Linked DNA regions of Homo sapiens: region 2 is linked to region 1. Evidence: read pairs that join two places in POLR2A ChIA-PET (ENCODE). Cell type or tissue: Panc1. All regions are shown on one strand. Links, peaks and the distances in the headings refer to the core of each region. The heading gives the core; the rest is flanking DNA.

Region 1 (10,916 bases), core at 651-3,150:
CTTGAGGTCAGGAGTTCGAGACCAGCCTGGCCAACATGGTGAAACCCCATCTCTACTAAAAATATAAAAATCAGCCAGGCGTGGTGGCACAGGCCTGTAGTCCCAGCTACTTGGGAGGCTGAGGCAGGAGTATCGCTTGAACCCTGGAGGCGGAGGCTGCAGTGAGCTGAGATCATGTCACTGCACTCCAGCCTGGTCAACAGAGTGAGACTCCATCTCAGAAAAAAAAAAAATGCTGGGACTTGCACTAGCTACCCCCTAAGTCCTGAGGCTTTTATTCTGGAACTGAGCTGCACTACAAGCTTCCCTGGTTCTCCAGCTTGCAGATGGCCTGTTGTGGAACTTCTTAGCCTCCCTAATTGTCTGAGCCAATTCCCCTAATAAATCCCCTCCTATCTCTCTCTCATCTATCTAGTCTCTCTCTCTCTCTCTCTCTCTCTCTCTCTCTATCTAGTCTATCTCTCTCATCTATCTAGTCTATATCTCTCTATCTATCATCTATTTATCCAAACATCCTATTTGTTCTGTCTCTCTGGAGAACCCTGACTAATACAATAATCATGCCCATTTTACTAGTGAGATAACTGAGGCATAGGAAGGCAAAGTGACTTGCCTAAGGTCCCACAGTGGGATAGAGGCAGAAATGGGGTATGATGAGTCCTATGTACTTGCTCCCTATTCCATATGCAGCCCAGGTAGAAGATGAGAACCTCTGGGGGTAGCAGGCCCACTTCTCCTTTCTGTCCCTCTGGGTAGCATGAGAGGGGTAGGGAACTCCTTATTCGCTGGGGGCAAGCGCATTTCCTGGGGACTGGAGGGGCTGCCTGGAGAGAAGGCAGGCGGTGAGTCTGGTTGCCTTGCTATCATCATCCCTGCAGTAATAGTAATTGTGTAGCAGGTAAGAAACTGCTCTGATGTGCAGACATTTCCTATTTTCACTCCTTTATTTTTTTTCTTAGCCCTTTGGTGCAGAAAGTTATTAATCATACTCTTCAGATCATAACACAGGATCACAATTGGCCCATGAAAGACCCTCCAAGGCTTTTATTCCTCCATTGCCAATTCCCATTCCCATCGCACCCCCACAGACACCCACTATAATGCACTTGATAAATAGCTGCAAAGATGTATCTTTATAATTTGTGATCTCGTGTGTGTATGTGTTTCCAATTTACATAAGTGGAATTGTGCTATAAATCTTCTACTTCTTTCTTTTTTATTTTTTAACTTAACACTGCTTCTGAGATCTCTTCACAAGCTGTGTACATCAAGTTTCCTGTGCACTGTATTTCATGGTGTATACAACCACAGCACTTTTACTTACCTATTCCCCCAGTGATGGACACTTAGGTTGCCTCTAGCTCCCCATTACCATAAGGCTCACACCTGTCCTCTGGGTGGGCGGCTTTCTGGAATATACGGTAGCACACCAGCTGATGCCCTCTACTGTATCCCCTCGGCTTGTGGATATGGTGGTCAGTTCCCACACAGGCTGACAGTTTCCTGCCTCACGTGCTTGGATCTTTCTGCTTCTCTGCTGGAGACCAAGGCCTTTCTACTGCCCACATGCAGAATGGACTGGAAGTAGCAGGATTGATTCCCCCAGTAGCAGTCCTCAAACAGTGAGGGCTGAAAGCAATGGAATAAATACTGCAGCTTCCCTTTCCCTTGGAGGGTCAATTCTCGGGCGACTTCTACATGACTCCTTGATCTTCTGACTGTCCCCAGAACAAATGACTTCTAGCTGCTCACAGCAGTAGCCTTTTTGGGGGCTGGAATTAGGGTGGGTCAAATTAGGGGACCAGAGTCAAAATTTAAGCAGGGGGCCAGGCGTGGTGGCTCACACCTGTAATCCCAGCATTTTGGGAGGCCGAGGTGGGCAGATCACCTGAGCCCAGGAGTTCGAGACCAGCCTGGCCAACATGGTGAAACCCTGTCTCTACTAAAAATACAAAAATTAGCTGGGTGTGGTGGCATGTGCCTGTAAACCCAGCTACTCAGGAGGCTGAGTCACAGGAATCGCTTGAGCCTGGGAGGCGGAGGCTGCAGTGAGCCGAGATTGTGCCACAGCACTCCAGCCTGGGTGACAGAGTGAGACTCTGTCTCAACAAACAAACAAACAAACAAAAATTAAGGAGGTGCTCACTCTGAGTCAGGGAAGTGCTCTAGGTGCCTCCCTCTACTCCAGACTCTGCACCATTTATTGGCTTTTTGCTCTTCCTGGCTCAGTTTCCCCACTCGCTTGTGCTTCTGGGAAACAGCTCCCAAATAAGCCACCTGCATCTTTGGCTTCAGGATATGCTTTTGGGAGAACCTGAACTGAAGATTGCTGGGTCACAGGGCATACCTGTGCTTATATGGTCTAATCAGTGCTGTTCATTAGAACTTTCTGCAATGACAGAAATATTGTGCATCTTTACGGTCCAATGTGGCTGTTAGGTATTTAAAATTTGGCAAGTGCAATGCAGGAACTGAATTTTCAATTTATTTCATTTTATTTAAATTTAATTACTGTATGTGGCTAGTGGCTATCATGATGGGCAGCACAGCTCTACATATTCATCCTTTGCTCTCCCAAATAGTTGCACCTGTATCCCTCTCTCCAGAAGTGCTCGAGGGTCTATATGCTGGCAATACTGTAGCCTCCCCAACACTTGGATCTGATTTAGATGATGAGATCCTGGGGCTTGCATCTGAGCCTGCCATAGTAGATGAGATTTTTGAGGTTGAGGAAAGACATGAGTCTATTTTGCATGTGGAAGGAATATAAATAATTTGTGGCCAGAGAGCTGACTGTTAAAACTTGTCTTTGGCCTGGCACGATTATTCATGCCTATAATCCCAGCACTTTGAGAGGCTGAGAAGGGAGGATTGCTTGAGCCCAGGAGTTTGAGCCCAGCCTGGGCAACATAGCAAGACCTCATCTCTACAAATTAAAAAAAAAAAAAAATAAGGGCTGGGCGTGGTGGCTCACACCTGTAATCCCAGCAGTTTGGGAGGCCGAGGCAGGCAGATCATCTGAGGTCAGGAGTCCAAGACCAGCCTGGCCAACAGGGTGAAACCCTGTCTCTACTAAAAATACAAAAAATTAGCCAGGTGTGGTGGCGCTACTCGGGAGGCTGAGGCACGAGAATCGCTTGAACCCGGGAAGTGGAGGTTGCAGTGAGCTGAGATCATGCACTCAGCCTGGGTGACAGAGTGAGACTCTGTTTCAAAAAAAAAAAAAAAAAAAGTTTAATCCCCAGTATGGCAATGTTGGGAGGTGGAGCTTAGTCGGAGGTGTTTGGGTCCTGGGGGCAGATCCATTGTGAATGGTTTGGTGCCATCCTTGAGGTAATGTGTGAGTCCTCACTCTGTTAGGTTTCTCAAGAGCTGCTTGTTAAAAAGAGCCTGGCACCTCTCATCTCTCTTGCTTCCTCTCTTGCCACATGGTCTCCACACATGCAGCTCCCCTTTGCCTTCCATCCTGAGTGGAAGCAGCCCGATGCCCTCACCAGGAACAGATGCCAGTGCCATGCGTCTTGTACAACCTGCGGAACTGTGAGCCAAATAAGCCTCTTTTCATTATAAATTGCCCAGCCTCAGGTATTCCTTTATAGCAACACAAATGCACTAAAACAGATATACAGCCCAGCTTTCAGGTCACCTAAACTATGGTGGGGGCCCTATCACCTCTAATTCCCACCCCACCAAGGACCCCACACAGCCATTTTTACTCTACTGCTGTCCTGGGGCCCAAGGAGCAAAAGAATTATACCTGCACACGTAGACAATTTCTTCTTTTATGTACAAATAGGCTTGTTTGTGTGTGTGTGTGTGTGTGTGTGTGTCTCGTTACAATTACTATGTAACAAATTACCCAAAACTTGTGATTTGTTCACTGTGTAAGGTGACTAGCACCAGAAATGTGTGAACAGAGCTCTGATTATTGCCTCAGCAATGACAAGATTAAAAAAGAAACCAGCATTTCATAATGTAATGTCTCAAAAGTCCAGGATACAAGAGAAAATAACTTGTTATACTCATCATCTCAAGAACTAGGAAAATCTCAAGTGGAATGGGAAAAGCCAATCAATAGATGCCAACACTAAAATGATACAAATATTGAAATTATTGGACAAAAATATTTAAAAAATTTTTATTTATTTGCTTTTTAAGATATGGGTGAAATCTCACTTTGTTGCTCAGGCTGGCCTCAAACTCCTGGCCTCAAATAATCGTCCCTCTTTGGCTTTCCGAGTAGCTGGGATTACAGGTGTAAGCCACCATGCCTGGCTCTCTGACAATAATTTTAAAGTAATTGTCATAAAAATGCTTCAACAAACAATCATGAATACTTTTGACACAATTTTTTTTTTTTTTTGAGACAGAGTCTTGCTCTGTCGCCCAGGCTGGAGTGCAGTGGCTGCAAGCTCCACCTCCCGTGTTCATGCCATTCTCCTGCCTCAGCCTCCTGAGTAGCTGGGACTACAGGCACCTGCCACCACGCCTGGCTAATTTTTTGTATTTTTAGTAGTAGAGACGGGGTTTCACCGTGTTAGCCAAGATGGTCTCGATCTCCTGACCTCGTGATCCACTCACTTCAGCCTCCCAAAGTGCTGGGATTACAGGAGTGAGCCTCTGCACCTGGCTGACACAAAAATTTTTAATAGAAAGTTTCATCAAAGAAATAGAAGGTATAAAGAATTGAGTGGAAATTTTAGAACAGAGAAATATAAGAACTGAAAAATACAAGAACTGAAGTAAAACTCACTGAAAGGGCCAAATAGCAGAATGGAGATGGCAGAAGAAAGAATCAGAAAACTTGAAGATAGGTCAATAGAAATTACTCATTCTGAACAACAGAGAGTAAGTAGCAAATAGATTGAAGTATGAACAAAGGATAGAAAGTAGATTTTTAAAAATGAAAAGAACTCCAGGGAGGTGGAGGTTAAAGCAAGCCAATATCGCACCACTGCACTCCAGCCTGGGGGACAATGTGAGACCCTGTCTCTAAAAAAAGAGAAAAGAAAAGAGCTCCAGGGACCTTTAGTACATTAAGTTTTAACACTCACATCACTGATGTTCTGGATGAACAGAAAGAAAGTGGGGACGGGCATGGTGGCTCATGCCTATGATTTCAGCACTTGGGGGAGCCAAGGTGGGTGTATTGTTTAAGCTCAGGAATTTGAGACCAGCCTAGGCAACATGGCGAAACCCTATCTCTACCAAAAATACAAAAATTAGCCAGGCGTGGTGGCAGGTGCTTGTGGTCCCATGGTCCCAGCTGCTTGGGAGGCTGAGGTGGGAGGACCACCTGAGACAGGGAGATGAGGCTGCGGTGAGCTGTGACTGCACTCCAAATGGGGTGATGGAGCGAGACTTTGTTCCCCCACCACAAAATAAAGATACCTATATATTTATAAATCAGGGAGGATAAAGGGACCTAAATTGTGATGTTTCCTACATTCCATTTGAAGAGATAAAATATTAATACTATTGCATTGTGATGTTATATATATACTGTAATTCCAGAGCAACCACTAAAAAACTATATAAAGAGATATACTAAAAAAAAAAAAACTATAGATAAAGCTAAATGAAACACTAAAAAAAAGCTTAGTAATCCACAGGAGGGCAATGAAAAGGAAACAAGAATAAAAAACAGAAGGAACAGAAGAAAAATAAGATGGGAGACTTAAGTTCTAATATATCTGTAATTACATTAAATGCAAATGGTTTATATACAGAGATTGGCAGAATATATTTTAAAAAACTGTATGCTGTCTACAGGAAACTCATTTCAAATATAATGACATAGGTAGGTTAAAAGTAAATGGATGGAGGCCAGGCGTGATGGCTCACACTTTAATCTCAGCATTTGGGAGGCTGAGGTGGGTGGCTCACTTGAGGTCAGGAGTTTGAGACCAGCCTGGCTAACATGGTGAAACCTCACCTCTATCAAAAATACAAAAGTTAGGCTGGGCAGGGTGGCTCATGCCTGTAATCGCAGCACTTTGGGAGACTGAGGAGGGCTGATCACCTGAGGTCAGGGGTTCCAGACCACCCTGGCCAACATGGCGAAACCCTGTCTCTACTAAAAGTACAAAAAATTAGCCAGGTGTGGTGGCAGGAATCTGTAATCCCAGCTACTTGGGAGCCAGAGGCAGGGAGAATTGCTCGAACCTGGGAAGTGAAGGTTGCAGTGAGTCAAGATTGTGCCACTGCACTCCAGCCTGGGCGATAGAGTGAGACTTCATCTCAAAAAAAAAAAAAAAAAAAATAGCCAAAATGAATGAGGACAAAAATACAACATATAAAAACTCGTGGTTGGACATAGTGGCTCATGCCTGTAATCTCAACAATTTGGGAGGCTGAAGTAGGAGGATCATTTGAGCCCAGGAGTTCAAGACCAGCCTGGGCAACATAGGGAGACACGGTCCTACAAAAAATTTAAAAATTAGCTGGGTGTGGTGGTGTGCACCTGTAGTTCCAGCTACTTGGGAGGCTGAGGAGGGAGGATCACTTGAGCCCAGGAGGTTGAGGCTGCAGTGAGCAGTGATAGCACCACTGCACTCCAGCCTGGGTGACACAATGAGACCCTGTCTCAAAAAAAAAAAACAGGAAGAAACCTCCCCCAAAACTTGTGGGATACAACTAAAGCAGTCTTAGAGAGAAGTTTATAGCACTTAATGCTTATATTAAAAATGAAGAAATGGCCAGATGTGGTGGCTCAAGCCTGTAATCCCAGCACTTTGGGAGGCTGAGGTGGGTGAATCATTTGATGGAAGTTCAAGACCAGCCTGGCCAACATGGTGAAACCTTGTCTCTACTAAAAATACAAAAATTAGCCAGGTGTGGTGGTGCACACTTGTAACCCCAGCTACTTGGGAGGCTGAGGCACAAAAATCGCTTGAACCTGGAAGGCAGAGGTTGCAGTGAGCCGAGATGGCACCACTGCACTCTAGCCTGGATGACAGAGCGAGACTCTGTCTCAAAAAAACAAAAAAATGAAGGAAAAGTCTCAAATTACTAAACAAGGCATTCCCTCAAGAAACTAGAAAAAGCTAAGTAAACTCAAATCAAGCAGAAGGAAAGAAATCATAAAGAGGTGGAGAAATCAATTACATAGAAAACAGAAAAGCAATAAAGACAATAAAATCAAAAGCTGGTTCTTTGAAAAGATGAATAAAATTGATAAACTTTTAGCAAGACAGAAGAAGAGAAAAGAGAGAAGACACAAATGACCACTATCACTACAGACCTCATGGACGTTAAAAGAATAATAAGGGAATACTGTGAATGAGTCTATGCATATAAACTCAACTTAGACAATATGGACAAATTGCTCAAAGACCGCAAAGTGCTGTAATCCTAGCACTTTAGGAGGCCAAGGCGGGAGGATCGCTTGGCCAAAGCTCACCTAAGATGAAATAGATATTATGAGTAGTCTTATAACTATTTAAAAAACTTGATCTCTAATTAAAAGGCTCCCAAGAAGGAAATCTTTGTGTCCAGATGTTTTCACTGTAGAAATCTAGCAAACATTTAAAGAAGAATTGATACCAATTCTTTAGTATCGCTTCCAGAAAACAGAAGAGGAAGCAATACTTTTCATTTCATTTTATAAAGTCAGCATTATCCTGATTCCAAAACCAGACAAAGGCAGAATGAAAACAAATAAAGAAAAAGAGAAGCTATAGACCAGTATTTTCCTTTTCTTTTCTTATCTTTTTTTTTTTTTTTGAGACAAGGTTTCACTCTTTTACCCAGGCTGGGTGCAGTGGCATGATCACAGCTTGCTGCAGCCTCAACCTCCTGGGCTCAGGTGATCCTCCCACCTCAGCCTCCTGGGTAGCTGGGACTACAGGTGCCCACCACCATGCCTGGCTAATTTCTGGATTTTTTTGTAGAGACAAAATTTCGCCATGTTGCCCAGGCTACTCTTGAACACCTGGGCTCAAGCGATCCTCCCGCCTTGGCCTCCTAAAGTGCTAGGATTACAGGCATGAGCCACAGTGCCCAGTTTAGACCAATATTTTTTATGAATGTACATACAAAAAAAGCAAATCTTATACAGCAATAAAAAATATGTAAAAATAAATATGTTGCCATATGAATTGAACAAGGACTTCGGGAGGCCAAGGTGGGCAGATCATTTGAGGTCAGAAGTTCGAGACCAGGCTGGCCAACACGGAGAAACCCCATCTCTACTAAAAATACAAAAATTAGCAGGGCGTGGTGGTGCATGCCTGTAATCCCAGCTACTCGGCAGGCTGAGGCAGGAGAATGGCTTGAACCTGGGAGGCAGAAGTTGCAGTGAATCAAGATTGCGCCACTGCACTCCAGCCTCAGCAACAGAGTGAGACTCCATGTCAAAAAAAAGAACTGAACAAGGACTCATGCAGACACTTATAGACCTATATTCACAACACTGTTATTCACAAAGATGGAAACAACCCATGTGTTCATGAACAGATGAGTGAATAAACAAAATATGATATGTACATGCAATGAAATATTATTCATGTATAAAAAAGAATGAAATTCTAATACATGCTGCTATATCGATTATCCTTGAAACCATTATGGCTAAGTGAAGTAAGCCAGACACAAAAAAGACAAATATTTTATGATTCTACTTATGGGAAATATCGAGAATAGGGAAATTCATAGAGGCAGAAAGGAAATTAGAAATTACTTAGGGCTGAGTGAGGAAGGGATGTTATTTGCTTTATGCATACAGGTTTTCTGTTTGGGGTGTTGAAAAAAATTTGAAAACACATAGTGGTGATGGCTGCACACCATTGTGAATGTAATTAATACCACTAAATTGTACACTTAAACGTGGTTAAAATGGCAAATTTTACGTTATATTAGGTTGATGCAAAAGTAATTGTGGTTTTTGTCGTTAAAAATAATGGCAAAAACTGCAATTACTTTTGCACCAACTTAATATATCTTTTACTGCAGTTAAAGGTGGAAAAGTTAATCTCACTGGAAGAGTGGTGGTCCAAAGTAAATAAAGATGTTTCACATTAAAGAAAAATTATACTTCATGACTATGTGGGATTTATTCCAGGAATGCAAGGTTAGCCAAATATTTTGCAATTTCTCAATGGGATTCATCATATTAACAGGCTAAAAAAGAAAAATCATGCATAAAAAGCATCTGACAAAATCTAACATCCATTCCTGATATAAAAAACTTTCAGAAAACTAGAAATTGAAGGAAACTTTCTCAGCCTGATAACAAAATTTATGAAAAACCTTCAGCTAGCCTCAAAATGGTGAAATACTTGTTGCTTTTCCTCCTAAAAATCACAAGCATGGCAAGGATACTCATTCTCACCCCTCATTATTTCATTATTTTCATTGGGATGAAATACACATAATATAAAATTTACTATCGTAACCATTTTTTTTTTGAGACAGAGTTTTGCTCTTGTTGCCCAGGCTGGAGTGCAATGGCGCGATCTCAGCTCACTGCAACCTCTGCCTTCTGGGTTCAAGCGATTCTCCTGTCTCAGCCTCCTGAGTAGCTGGGATTACAGGTGCGTGCCACCATGCCTGGCAAATTTTTGTATTTTTAGTAGAGACGGGGTTTCATCATATTGCTCAAGCTGGTTTTGAACTCCTGACCTCAGATGATTTGCCCACCTTGGCCTCCCAAAGTGCTGGGATTACAGGCATTAGCCACTGTGCCTGGCCTATCATAACCATTTTTAAGTATACAATTCAGTGGCATTAAATACATTACATTGTTGTGCTACCATCAGTACCATCTATCTCCAGAACTCTTTTCATCTTGCAAAACTGGAAGTCTTTACTTATCAAACAATAACTCCCATTCCCCTCTCCTCCAAGCCCCTGGTAACTGCTATATTACTGTTTCTATGAATTTGACTACTCTATATGCCTCATATAGGCAGAATCATATATTTGTCCTTTTGTGACTGGCTTATTTCACTTAGCATAACGGCCTTAAGGTTCATTCATATTGTAGCATGGGTCAGAATTCTTTCTTTCTTTTTTTAAGGCTGAATAATGTTCTGTTGCATGTATATATCACATTTGTCTTATTCATTTATCAGTCAATAGACACTTGGAATGTTTTCACCTTTTAGTTATTGCAAATAATGCTGCTATGAACATGGGTGTACAAATACCTCTTTGAGTCCCTGCTTTCAATTCTTTTGGGTATATACACAGAAGTGGAATTGCTGGATCATATGGTAATCCTATTTTTAATTTTTTGGGGAACTGCCATACTGTTTTCCATAATGGCTGTATCATTTTACATCTCACCAACAGTGTACAAGGGTTCCAATTTCTCCATGTCCTTGTCAGCATTTGTTATTTTCTGTTTTTGTTGTAGCCATCCTAATGGGTGTGATGTCTCATCACTCTTATTTAACATAGTGTCAGAAGTCCTAGGCAGTGCAATAAGGCAAAAATAAAATAAAATACACAGAGATTGGAAGGGAAGAAATAAAACTCTCCTTATTTGTAGATGGCATGATTATGTATAAAGCCCCAGGAAACTACAAGAACTCCTAGAACTAATAAGTGAGTTGATCAAAGCCACAAGATACAACATGAACACAGAAAATCAATTATATTTATTTATACCAGCAATAAATATTTGGAAACTAAAATTAAAAATACAATTCCACTTACAATTACTGAAAAATACTTAGGTATAAATCCAACAAAACATGAATAGGATTTGTATGCTGAAAACTGTAAAACCCGGATGAAAGACATCAAAACCTATCTAAATTAAGGGACAGATATACCATGTTCATGGATTGGAATGCTCAACATAGTAAAGATGTCAATTCTCTTCAAAGTAATCTATAATTCAATGCAGTTCCCATAAAAATTCCAAGTTTTTTTTGGTCTGTATAGACAAGCTTATCTTAAAATGTATATAG
Region 2 (10,916 bases), core at 3,028-5,527, 60 kb before region 1:
ATAATGACTTTAGTCTGTTCCTTTCAGCAGCCCACATAAGCCACTCTACATGATCTTCCTGTTATGGGGAGTTTCCAGTTTGCATTGCCTTCTCCCATAAGTCCACCATACCATGCCTGAGGATTTATGGCAACACAGTCCCAGAAGACCCATGATGACAACTTAGAAGGTAAGGAACTCCCCACCCACCAAGCCTAGAACCCACGTTTTTTAGTCCCATTGTTGGGTTGACCTTCTTAGCCATGTGACATCTGTTCCAGGTCTCCCTCCTGCTGTGCTCCCATCTCTAAGGGTGGAAACTCACCAGCACTGTTGGCCTCCGACTCCAGCAGGTGGATGTCATTGCAGTCCGCCAGTGAGTGCTCCAGGCAGAGCTGCAGGAAGCGGGCCTGGGTACGGGTGACCCGTTTCAGAAGTGACAGGAGGGCCACTGTCTGCTCACACTCATTCCAGCCTTTGAACCAGCCAGCGAGGATGCCCACCTGGTCTCGGAACATCATGGTGCCGGGCCTGGGGCCAGGGTCGGGGGACGGCGGTGGCGAGGGCCAGCGCCGTCACATGGTCCCGGCTCTGGCCTCCTGTTACCTTTCCCCTGAGGGCCAGGGCTTAAGGACGTTTCTGGGCGTGGTGGCAACGGTTGTTGGGGGAGGAGGAAGCCTGCTCACATGGGGGGAGGTCTTGGTCCAGCCACGCCTCTCCAGTTTCCTGAAAAAGGAAGCAAAGGGGTCAAACAGAAAGAAGGGGCTGAAACTTGCCTGGTGAGTGTGGGTTGAGGGGGCATGAAGGCCTCATGCCTTTCTCTTTCAGGGTACTTGCTCTGCTGAGCTCCTGGAAGAAACATGAAGCCAACACCAGATATTAAAGCTACTTTCACCCAAATCTTCAGATCCAGAGAAAAGGCGTGACTGGGACTTAGATGCCTATCCCAGAGACCAAGGAGATGTTGGCCCTCACACCTGGCTGTCATAGTGTCAAAGGAAGCGGATTTAACACAGAAAATATATTGGAAAAATTTTTCAGAAGTGGGAAATAGTAGGCTGCAAATTATGAGAAAAGATATGAATTGATGGCGATCTGGCCCAAGGTGACATGACTAAGCACAGCACATCTCTGACCTTGCTGGTTTCTGGCCACCTTCTCTGAGAGCTGGGCAGTGTGACTCCTAACCTACTGATAGGACTCCAAGGGCTCTTTAAATTACTTCAAGCTAGACCCACAATGCTGGGTAGAGGATGGATGGTCGGGTAGTGACCCTGGTGGAGATCTCAGGTATGCAGCCAGCCATCTGATTAGTAACTGGCTGGGTATCTATCAGGTGTGGGCATGGACAAAGGGCTTTTCAAAGATCACCAACAGGCTGAGGGAATCTCACCCTCTCTAACCCAGCTTCCCTGACTCTGGAAAAGGCACAACTCTGATTTATCAGATTTTACCCATCTCTATTCTGAGGTGAATCGCTCCCTGCCCTCTTAATTCCCCTGAAGACTCCAAACCTAAACTCTCTGGTTGGGAAGTCCCCGACTTCCAGAGATGCCAGCTTGTCTCAGGCTCCTCCTGGAAGCAAAGAAAATGCCAACCTGAGGGGAAGGGGACAGATCAAAAGTCAAAAACTCACAAGCTACAAAGTGTCCAAATTCCCCTCTTAGGCAGGAACTAAAGAAAAGTTATTTCAACTGGGCAAACAACAGACCTATTTTTCAGGTGGTTGGTTTCTGGACACCACTCCGAAGGCTTTTTCTAAGTGTCTCGAGCTCCAGATCTCCACTCAACATTTCTTCCATCTGTCTCTCTTGCAACCAGTGCCCTTGGCTCTATCCTCAAACCACATTCAGCTCCATCCCCCTCTGGCTGCCAAAGGACTAAGGTTCCCCGGACTGAGAACTTCATACAAAGACCCATTGAACCTACTGGGCTCAGGTCTAAGGGAGCTACTCACATCTCTCTGAACTTCCGTGCGCTTGCTGAGGAGGGCTGTGGGGTGCATTAGGCAACAGCTGTGACTTGCCTCACAGATCCCCTGTGGGACCCCTAAACAGACTGAACTGGCCTGGTTGCCAATCCCTTTGGATGTAAGAAGCAGGAAAGGTATGAGGGAAAATGAAACCTTGCTCCAAGTTAAACAAGCGTCCAGCAATTTTTTTTAAAGGGGAAATCAGATGTCACCTCCCTGGCCTAAAATTCTCCAATGACTTCCCATTGCACTTAAATAAAATCTAAATAAGGTCAAGCATGGTGGCTCTCACCTGTAATCCCAGCACTTTGGGAGGCTAAGGCAGGTGGATCACTTGAGGTCAGGAGTTCAAGATCAGACTGGCCAAAGTGGCGAAATCCCGTCTCTACTAAAAATACAAAAATTAGCCGGGCGTGCTACTGCACGCCTGTAATCCCAGTGACTTGGGGGGCTGAGGGACGATAATCGCTTGAAGCTGGGAGGCGGAGGTTGCAGTGAGCTGAGATCATGCCACTGCACTCCAGCCTGGGTGACAGGGAAACTCTGCCTCAGAAAAAAAGAAAAAAAAATTTTAAACAAATTCCAAACATCTTATCTTGAACTACCGAGCCCTATAGGACTCCTGTGGCCACTCCAACCTCATCTTGTACCAAATTATTTCTTATTCAGTGGAACTGTCTTCCCCTAGAAGCTGGCTCCTGTCATTCAGGTCTCAGCTCATTGTCATTTCTTCAGAGAGAGCTTCCCTGACCATCCAATCTCAGGAGTTACTCCTCCAATTATATTAACACTATTTCATTCCTATATAATTTGGCACTCTCAGGTATCATCTTATTTGTTTCTCTCTACTGACCAAAACGCAAGCCATACAGTCAGCCAGTGCCTACAACAGTGCCTGGCACGTAGAAGGTGCTCAATATATATTTATTGAATAAATAAATAGCTATAGAAGGTGAATGTGGAAGCCACACTTGGGATTTCTATAGCCCTAGGGGGGAAGAAGATAGAAGGAACAGCTCATAGGATGGTAAAGGGATTTGAAAACCTTGTTTTAAGAAAAAAAAATTGAAGGCACTGAGATTTTCCTCTGGGGAAGAGAAGACTCAAGGGGAATGGCATAACTGACTTTGAATATCTGAAGAGGTAGCACGCAGAAAAGAAATTATATTTGTTCTTTTACTCTAGAGGAGAAAAGCAGGGTAGATGACTCCAAGGGAGTGACAACATGGGATAGAGGAAATGCTGAAAGTCAAGAAAATTCAGTTCTAGTCCTGCCCAAGCCACTGATTCACTTTGATCACGGAGCTAGTCTGTTCTCTTCTCTAGAATGTAGGATAAGGAGCGGGACTGGGTGAGACATGACAAATAGGTTTTACCTCACAGGCTAACTCCAATCGATTGGTAGTGGCTGCCTGGAGCACTGCGATGAGAAGAATCCTGAAGAAATGAATGGGAATATCCATTAATGGGGAATGATTAATAAACTGGGGCAGATCCCACATTGTATGATATAACGTATCTATTAAAAACATGCCTAATCTGGCCAGGTGTGGTGGCTCACTCCTATAATTCTAGCACTTTGGGAGGCTGAGGCAGGCAGATCACTTGAGGTCAGGAGTTTGAGACCAGCCTGGCCAACATGGCGAAACTCCATCTCTACTAAAAATATAAAAATTAGCCGGGTGTGGTGGCGGGCGCCTGTAGTCCGAGCTACTTGGGAAGCTGAGGCAGGAGAAACGCTTGAACCCGGGAGGTGGAGGCTGCAGTGAGCCGAGATTATGCCACTGCACTCCAGCCTGGGTGACAGAGCGGGATTCCATCTCAAAAAGAAAACAAGAAAACAAAAAAACAAAGCTATATACAATGTTTGATCTGTAACTACTTGGAGGGGTGTCCATAAGCTACACAGTAATATGTACAATATAATGCCATTTTTTAAATTAAAAAAAAGCCACATACAAAACCCCTTATATATCTTATATATGAATATTTATGTCTATATGTGTATAAATGTATAGAAGAATACACCCTCGGCTGCTAACACTATCTTGGAGAAACAGGGGGATTATTAACACTATCTTTATATAACTTTGTACTACTTCACTAGTTGCAAGTGAATACATATTACTTTTGTAATTTTTAAAAAAGAATTTAATTAAAAACAATTTTAAGGCAGCATACTTCCTGACTCAGTGAGAAAGAGTGCTGTGATTAATTATCAATGTTTGCCCTGGATGCAGGGTGGATGAGTGGTAGCTCACGCGCCTAAAAAAATCGGTTTTCCTTCCCAGCTCCAGCATTTTGTGGCTTTCAGTCCCAAAGAGGCAGCAGCTGCTTCAACATAAGGAAGAATTTTAAAATAACGCATCTGTCCAAGAATGGAACTGGCTGCCATGTGAGGAGGTAATAAGCTCCCTGGCTGCTGGAAGTGGTCAAGCGGAGGCTGGATGAACATCCCTCGGGAGTGGGAGGGATTCCTTCACTGGGTGGCAACTCATAAGATAGAAGGACATGTTACTATTTCAGAGGGAACATTTGTGACAGGAGGTTTGATATACCAACAGCATTTACAGCAAAAAAACGACCAAATCCACAAACAGACCAAAGTTGTGCACACTCTTTCCCATAAATTCTTTTACTGGGTTGTTACTTTTCCTAAGCAACAGCACTGTTCCCCCCCTCCACCCACCCAATAAGCTGCTGACTAAACATTAATCCAGCTTTTCCCCCCAGGCCAAACGATAGAAGCAAAGCTTTCGGACATAATAGGGTCTCAAACATGATGCTTACAAGGCCAGGCTTTGAACAAAGCAGGCCAACTGGGACTATGGTGAGTTGGAAAGTCCACACCCGGTCAAAAGGGAGAAGTCACTATCCACCTCTTATCAACTGCTACCATGAAGGAATGTGGGTCCAGTATTGTTACGTCTTAGGTTTTTTTTTTTTTTTTTTTCCCCTAAAGAGGAGCCAGATATCTGAATTTTAAAGTAAAATCCCCCCCTATTTTCAAATGTGGGAAACGAATCACATTGAAACAATAGTGAACAACTACACAGAAGAAGACATACCTGTGGTCCTTGGAACAGAAGAGCACAAACTAGAAAAAGACCAGAAGTCTGCTAACTATCCCTCCCTTGGGCCTCTCTGGTTTATACCTTCAAGCCACCCCACTGCTCAGGGAACATGACTGGTGGAGAAGATCTAGTGATGGAGGATGATTCTGACAGTCTTCAGTAAATACTGGAGGCTTTAGTGAAACAGTTACTTTTAAGATTTCACTGTTAAAAAAAAATCATCCCTGAAGGTAGGGTTCCTATGTCTTCTGGATGAGAGAAGGATGCTTTGTGTTCGGTCTAGATGTTAACTGGAGAGGACTGGATGGCCCTCTTCCATTAAAGGGCCAGAGGCCGCCTGCTACTTTCTATCCCATGTGCTTGGCTGAAGTGACAGAGGGAGACCTGGGTGAGGCATCTCACTGTGGCAGCATCTTACTGTATCCATTTCCATCTTCTAGTATCAACACCCTGGGTTCCCCTTGGAGAAGGAACTGTCTTTCTTGGCTCCAGAAGTGGACATGGGGTAAAGCCTGGCCAAGGATAGTCCTCTCTGGATTTTTGCTGGAACTACTAAGGAAAATAAGTTCTTGGTTAGGGTTGCTCAGATTACACATCGTCTCATGATGTCACCAGTTGCCACCTCTTCTATTTCACGGTGGAAGCCTGCTTCAGAATGAAACTAACAGATGACAGCAAAGTCAAGAGATGGGGGAGGGGGAAAGGGAGATCTGTTCACATGATTTAAAACCTAGATGCAGCTAGCCTGAAGCCTCCCCCTTGTGGCCCACTCTTTTCAGTTACATAGATGAATAAATTCGTTTTTGACTTAGGCCAGTTTGAGTTGGGTTTCAGTTAAAACTGAAAGAGCCTTGACAATTCCCATGCAAAACAGAATGCACTACTGGTCTGGTCTCTTTGTCCTCATGTGACCAAAAATGACTCCTTGCCTTTGAGGAAAAACACAAGAGGGGAGCCTCTATAACAGAAGTCTCTCCAACAGCCCAGCAATATTGCCACCATACTTGAAGAGGTCCAAGTGATCTTCTTGGGAAGCCCCTACCACCTCCAGAGGTGGGAAATGAGGTTAACAAAATGGCTAAGAGGGCTGGGTGCAGTGGCTCACGCCTGTAATCCCAGCACTCTGGGAGGCATGGGCGGGTGGATCGCTTGAGCTCAGGAGCTCGAGACCAGCCTGGGCAACACAGTGAAACCCCGTCTCTACAAAAATTACAAAAAAATTAGCCAGGCGTGGTGGCGTGCACCTGTAACCCCAGCTACTTGGGAGACTGAGGCGGGAGAATCACTTGAGCCCGGGAGGCAGAGGTTGCAGTGAGCCAAGATCGTGCCACTGCACTCCAGCCTGGGCAACAGAGTGAGACCCTGTCTCAAAAAACAAAAACAAAACAAAACAAAAGCCAAAGGTTCCAGATCAGCAGCCTGGGCAACATGGCAAAACCGTTTCTACAAAAAATCCAAAAATTAGCTGGGCGTGGTGGTGTGCACCTGCAGTCCCAGCTACTTTGGGAGGATCACTTGAGTTCTGGAGGTCGAGGCTTCAGTGAGCTGAGATCATGCCACTGCACTCCCACCTGGAGAAAGGCTGGGCACGGTGGCTCACGCCTGTAATCCCAGCACTTTGGGGGGCCGAGACGGGCGGATCACCTGAGGTCAGGAGTTCGAGACCAGCCTGGCCAACACGGTGAAACCCTGTCTCTACTAAAAATACAAAAAATCAGCTGGGCGTGGTGGCAGGCGCCTGTAATCCCAGCTACTCAGGAGGCTGAGGCAGCAGAATCGCTTCAACCTGGGAGGTGGAGGTTGCAGTGAGCTGAGATTGCGCCACTGCACTCCAGCCTGGGGGACTGGAGACTTTGTCTCAAAACAAAAACAAAAACAAAAACAAAAAAATGCTGAGATGTTCCAGGACAAACTGCCCTCTGGGCTTCTTCTCTGGCCCCAAACAGTGAGAAAAGGCCCATATGCCCATAAACAGTGCCTCTGGAGTCCAGCTCTCTTCATTCAGAAGCAGGATGGTGGAGTTAGTCAGACCTGGCTTAAATCCTGGCTCTCCTGTTATACTTACTTGCTGTATTGACTATGACAAGTAACTCTGTTTCTTCCTCAATGAAGCTTGTTAGAAGAATTAAATGAAACAATGTATTTAAAAATACCGCGCATGATGCTTTTTTCCTCCTCTATACTTCATTTCAATAGCAAGCATGATGCTTAGCATGTCTTCATACATCATACATTGTCAGGCCCTTTGCCAACAGCTTTCCACAGATAAGCACATTTGATCCCCAAAACTCTATTTCAAAAATATATAACATACATATATGAATATATTATCATTTTACAGATGGAGCAACTGAGGCACAGAGAAGTTAAGTCACTTTGCCCAAGACTGTACACCAAGCTGAGATTTTCAAGGCCAGGCAGTCTGGCTTCAGAGCTCTTGCTTGCTCTTAACAATGCAAGAAAGCTGGGCATGGTGGCTCACATCTGTAATCCCAGCACTTCGGGAGACTGAGGTGGGCAGATCGCTTGAGCCCAGGAGTTTGAGACCAGCCTGGGCAACAAGGTGAAAGTTGGGCCTAAGGGCCCTTTAATACCAACATCTCTGGATGAATAAGGGGATCCTATCTGCCTTCTTACCCATTCCTAGTTCTTTTTACAGCACGACCTAGGCCTTTGAGAACTTACACTTCATGAACAAGGTAACAGGCTAGTTACCTAGGGTTAACTCACTTTCATAACCTGAGAAGAGACTGTCAGAAGCCAAGGGAGCACAACTTCTCTTATAAGAATCAACCATTATTTCCAGAAACTCCTGAAATACGTACACAAAACATGTACACCACTGCATTAGCAAAGAATGAGCTTTTTGTATGAATGGTGCTGGGGAAGGGAGGGAGAGGAGAGGAGAAGCCAGGCAGGGCCTCCTGGAAGATAAGTACAGTATGGGGAGCTCCGGTAAACTCTGGAATAGAGAGGAAGCTAGCATTCTTCCTCCCACTCCTAAATGTCTTGACACCCCTTCCCCCCGAAAAGTTTATTCTCTGCTTCCTTTCCCTTCTTTACACTTGTTTTCTCTCACTTAGGCATGTAATTAACTCCTGTAGATTCAATCATCACCTCTCTGTGGACAACTGAGACATTTTTTTGAGTCATCTTTGACTTCTTCCATTTCCCAAAGACCCAGTCATTAGGTCTTGATATTTCTTTTTTCTTAATGTCAGCTACACATGCCTTGCTTATCTTTCCCCAAACCTAAGTGGCTCTAGAACCAGACTGCCGGGTTGGAAATATAAGCCTGCCACTTACTACCTGTGTAATTTTGGGCAAGTGATTTCACCTTGCCATGCCTGTTTTGTCATCTGTAATGTGGGTGTAATAATAGTACCTACTGAGAAGGAAGACAGAAAATAATAATAGTGCCTACTCTCATAGAGTTGTGAGGCATAAATGACTTGGCTATTATCATTATTCTAGATTCCTCTCTTTCTCTAATCCCATCATCAAGTCCTGTTTTCTGTACACCCAAAATATATCTGCTTCTCTACATCTTCACTACCACCACCACCACCACATTCATGTCACCATTTCTCATCTGGACAAATGGATTGTCTCCTAACTTTCCTTCCTGATTCTGTCCTGACCCTCTGTTTTCCTCCCAGAAACCAAAGTGAGCTTTCTAAAAAAATTAATCAGATCATGTCGCTGTCTTGCTTTTAAAAACTCCCTTCTAATAGTTTCCCAATCCCCTTAAATGAAAATAGAAACTCCTTACTGTGGCCCTTAGGCTGCAAGTAATCTGGCTTCTGTCAGCCTTTCCAACCCTCACCCCTCTCCCTCACTTAGGCTTTAGCCACACTGGTCCTTGCGATTCCCTGAACATATGGCAGGGCTTTTGCACCTGCTGACCTCTCTGCCTGAAATGCTCTTCCCCGGACCGTCACAAGGTTGGTTCCTTCTCATCAATCAGATCTGGGCTCACCTGTGCCCCATTCTGCCTCATCTGCCCAGTAGGAAGGAGTCTATGATATCATCATCAAGAGATGTTTCTTCAAAGGCTGCAGCTCTTCCAAAAACACCTAGACTGTAAGATCCATGAGAGAAGGGAAGACTGTAGCTATATTATTCATTGCTACATCTCCAATTCCTAGCATAGCACCTGGTACATAGCAGGCCCTCAATAAATATCTGTGATAAATTTCCCCACCTTGCAGAGGTCCTTTTTCTGCATGTAACAATGCTTAGATTAGAATGTTCCACTCCCAGATCTTCCCACAACTGGTGCCTTCTCATCTTTCTGGTTATCAGGCTCAACTGTCACCTCCCAAAAGAGGCCTCTTCTGATCCCCCTGTCTACTACAGTGGCCACTCCCACCCTCTCTTTCACACTGTTTTATTTCCTTCACAGCATGAATCACACTCTGATTTTTTTGTTTCCTCCCCCCATCAGAATATAAATTCCATGAATTTCAGGACCTTGAATGTTTTATTCACTGCTCTGTCTCCAGTACCTAGAATAGTGCCTCCATGCATTAATGAATGAGTGCAGGCTGGAGATATTTGAGACTTGCATACTCCATACACTGCTGTTCTGTAACTTGCCCTGAACCCGCTTCTATTCAACAAGTTTACACTAAAACAAACAAAACAAAACTCCACTCACAGCAATCCTACTTAACTCTCTTCCAAAGTTCTGTGTCTTGGAAACCTTAAACTGTGGTGAGGGTATTGCCATTACTCCTGGATTCTGCTCCCCTGAGGCCACCATCAAGCCAGGCTGATCACCTCATATCACCCGTGATATCCCAAAGCAAAGTGTGGTTGAGTCAGACCAGCCACAAGCTCTCTCTAGACCCAAACAATCACAGAGCAGAGAATGACTGCGGCTGGGGGACAGTGGGGAGGGAGATTGCCATCACTGCTCAGAAAGTTCATCGGATGGAATCACAGGCCTATTTGGCTCAGCAAGCCAGAGACTGAGTTGCAGGGTACAGAACCCAAAATATGTTTCTAAGGATCTTCTGGCATAATCTCACATCTATTCAAGGAAGAAACTATTTTCAAACTGGGACTCTCAAGAAAGAGTTCTCTTTCCACTAAGGCTTTCCAAGGAGGTAGGGTTAAAACCTGGGGCTGCTGAGGACCATATTTGTCATCCAAAGCAGAAGCTTGTTGAGGATGAAGCTAACTCAGTGGAGAAATGGGAGGAGATGACTGAGAAAATTATTTGAACACCTGGATGCAGCTAGGTCTGAAGCCAACCTAGCTCTGGACTTTCCAGTAACAAAAGCCAATTAATCCCCCACTTTTTTCATTAAACCACTTTGAGCTAAGGTTCTATCACTTTATGTTTTTAGAGTTCTGGCTGATATGAGCTTTTTTTTTATTTTATTGTTTTTCTAACATTGCAATTATGGGCAAGACATTGTTCTAAGTACTTTACATGTATTAACTTATTTAATCCTCGTAACAATTCTATGAAGTAAAGTATCATTATTTCCTTCATATTTTTAGCTGTGGAAACTAAAAGACCAGGGAAGTAACTCGTCCTAGGGTACAAAACTGGTGAGTGGTAATGTGGGATACAAATCCTGTCCAGACCCAGGGTCTGCATACCTAACAACTACTGCCCCATTGCAGCCAAACCTATCTTAACTAAAAATCAAACTTTTTGACCCAAGGCACTACCATCTTGGAATGGACAGTGCCCACAGACCCTCTATTAGTCCTACCTGTTCTTAATCTCATCATATGCAAAATGAGGATAATGGTAGTTTACTTACCTCATAGGGTAGGTAAACTCCTACCTCCTATGAATACATGTAAAGCACTTAAACAGTGCCTGGCAGTTAGAAAGCATTCAAAAACCAGTGGTCATTATTATTATTACTCTG

The links. Peaks named below come from ENCODE experiments on the same cell type or tissue, not always from the same donor. Only the 100,000 strongest peaks of a DNase experiment are listed, where the experiment ranks them.
Region 2: POLR2A ChIA-PET joins it to region 1 with 5 read pairs; 5 of 35 experiments call an interaction of 5 or more read pairs at or near these places.

The regions. Positions count from the first base shown.
Region 1 is chr19:39,284,081-39,294,996 of GRCh38, reverse strand. No RefSeq gene overlaps it. Among named protein-coding and RNA genes, the nearest start is that of IFNL1, 6.9 kb to the left of the region's middle. In Panc1, for the core only: no CTCF peak of the experiment used is centred there; a DNase peak (open chromatin) is centred at 2,129; H3K27me3 peaks cover 1,164 bases.
Region 2 is chr19:39,346,478-39,357,393 of GRCh38, reverse strand. It overlaps SAMD4B (sterile alpha motif domain containing 4B), which reads right to left. Exons shown (of 14, transcript NM_001384574.2): 2 at 3,328-3,388; 3 at 305-705. The coding sequence starts at 500. Among named protein-coding and RNA genes, the nearest start is that of SAMD4B, 9.5 kb to the right of the region's middle. In Panc1, for the core only: no CTCF peak of the experiment used is centred there; no DNase peak of the experiment used is centred there.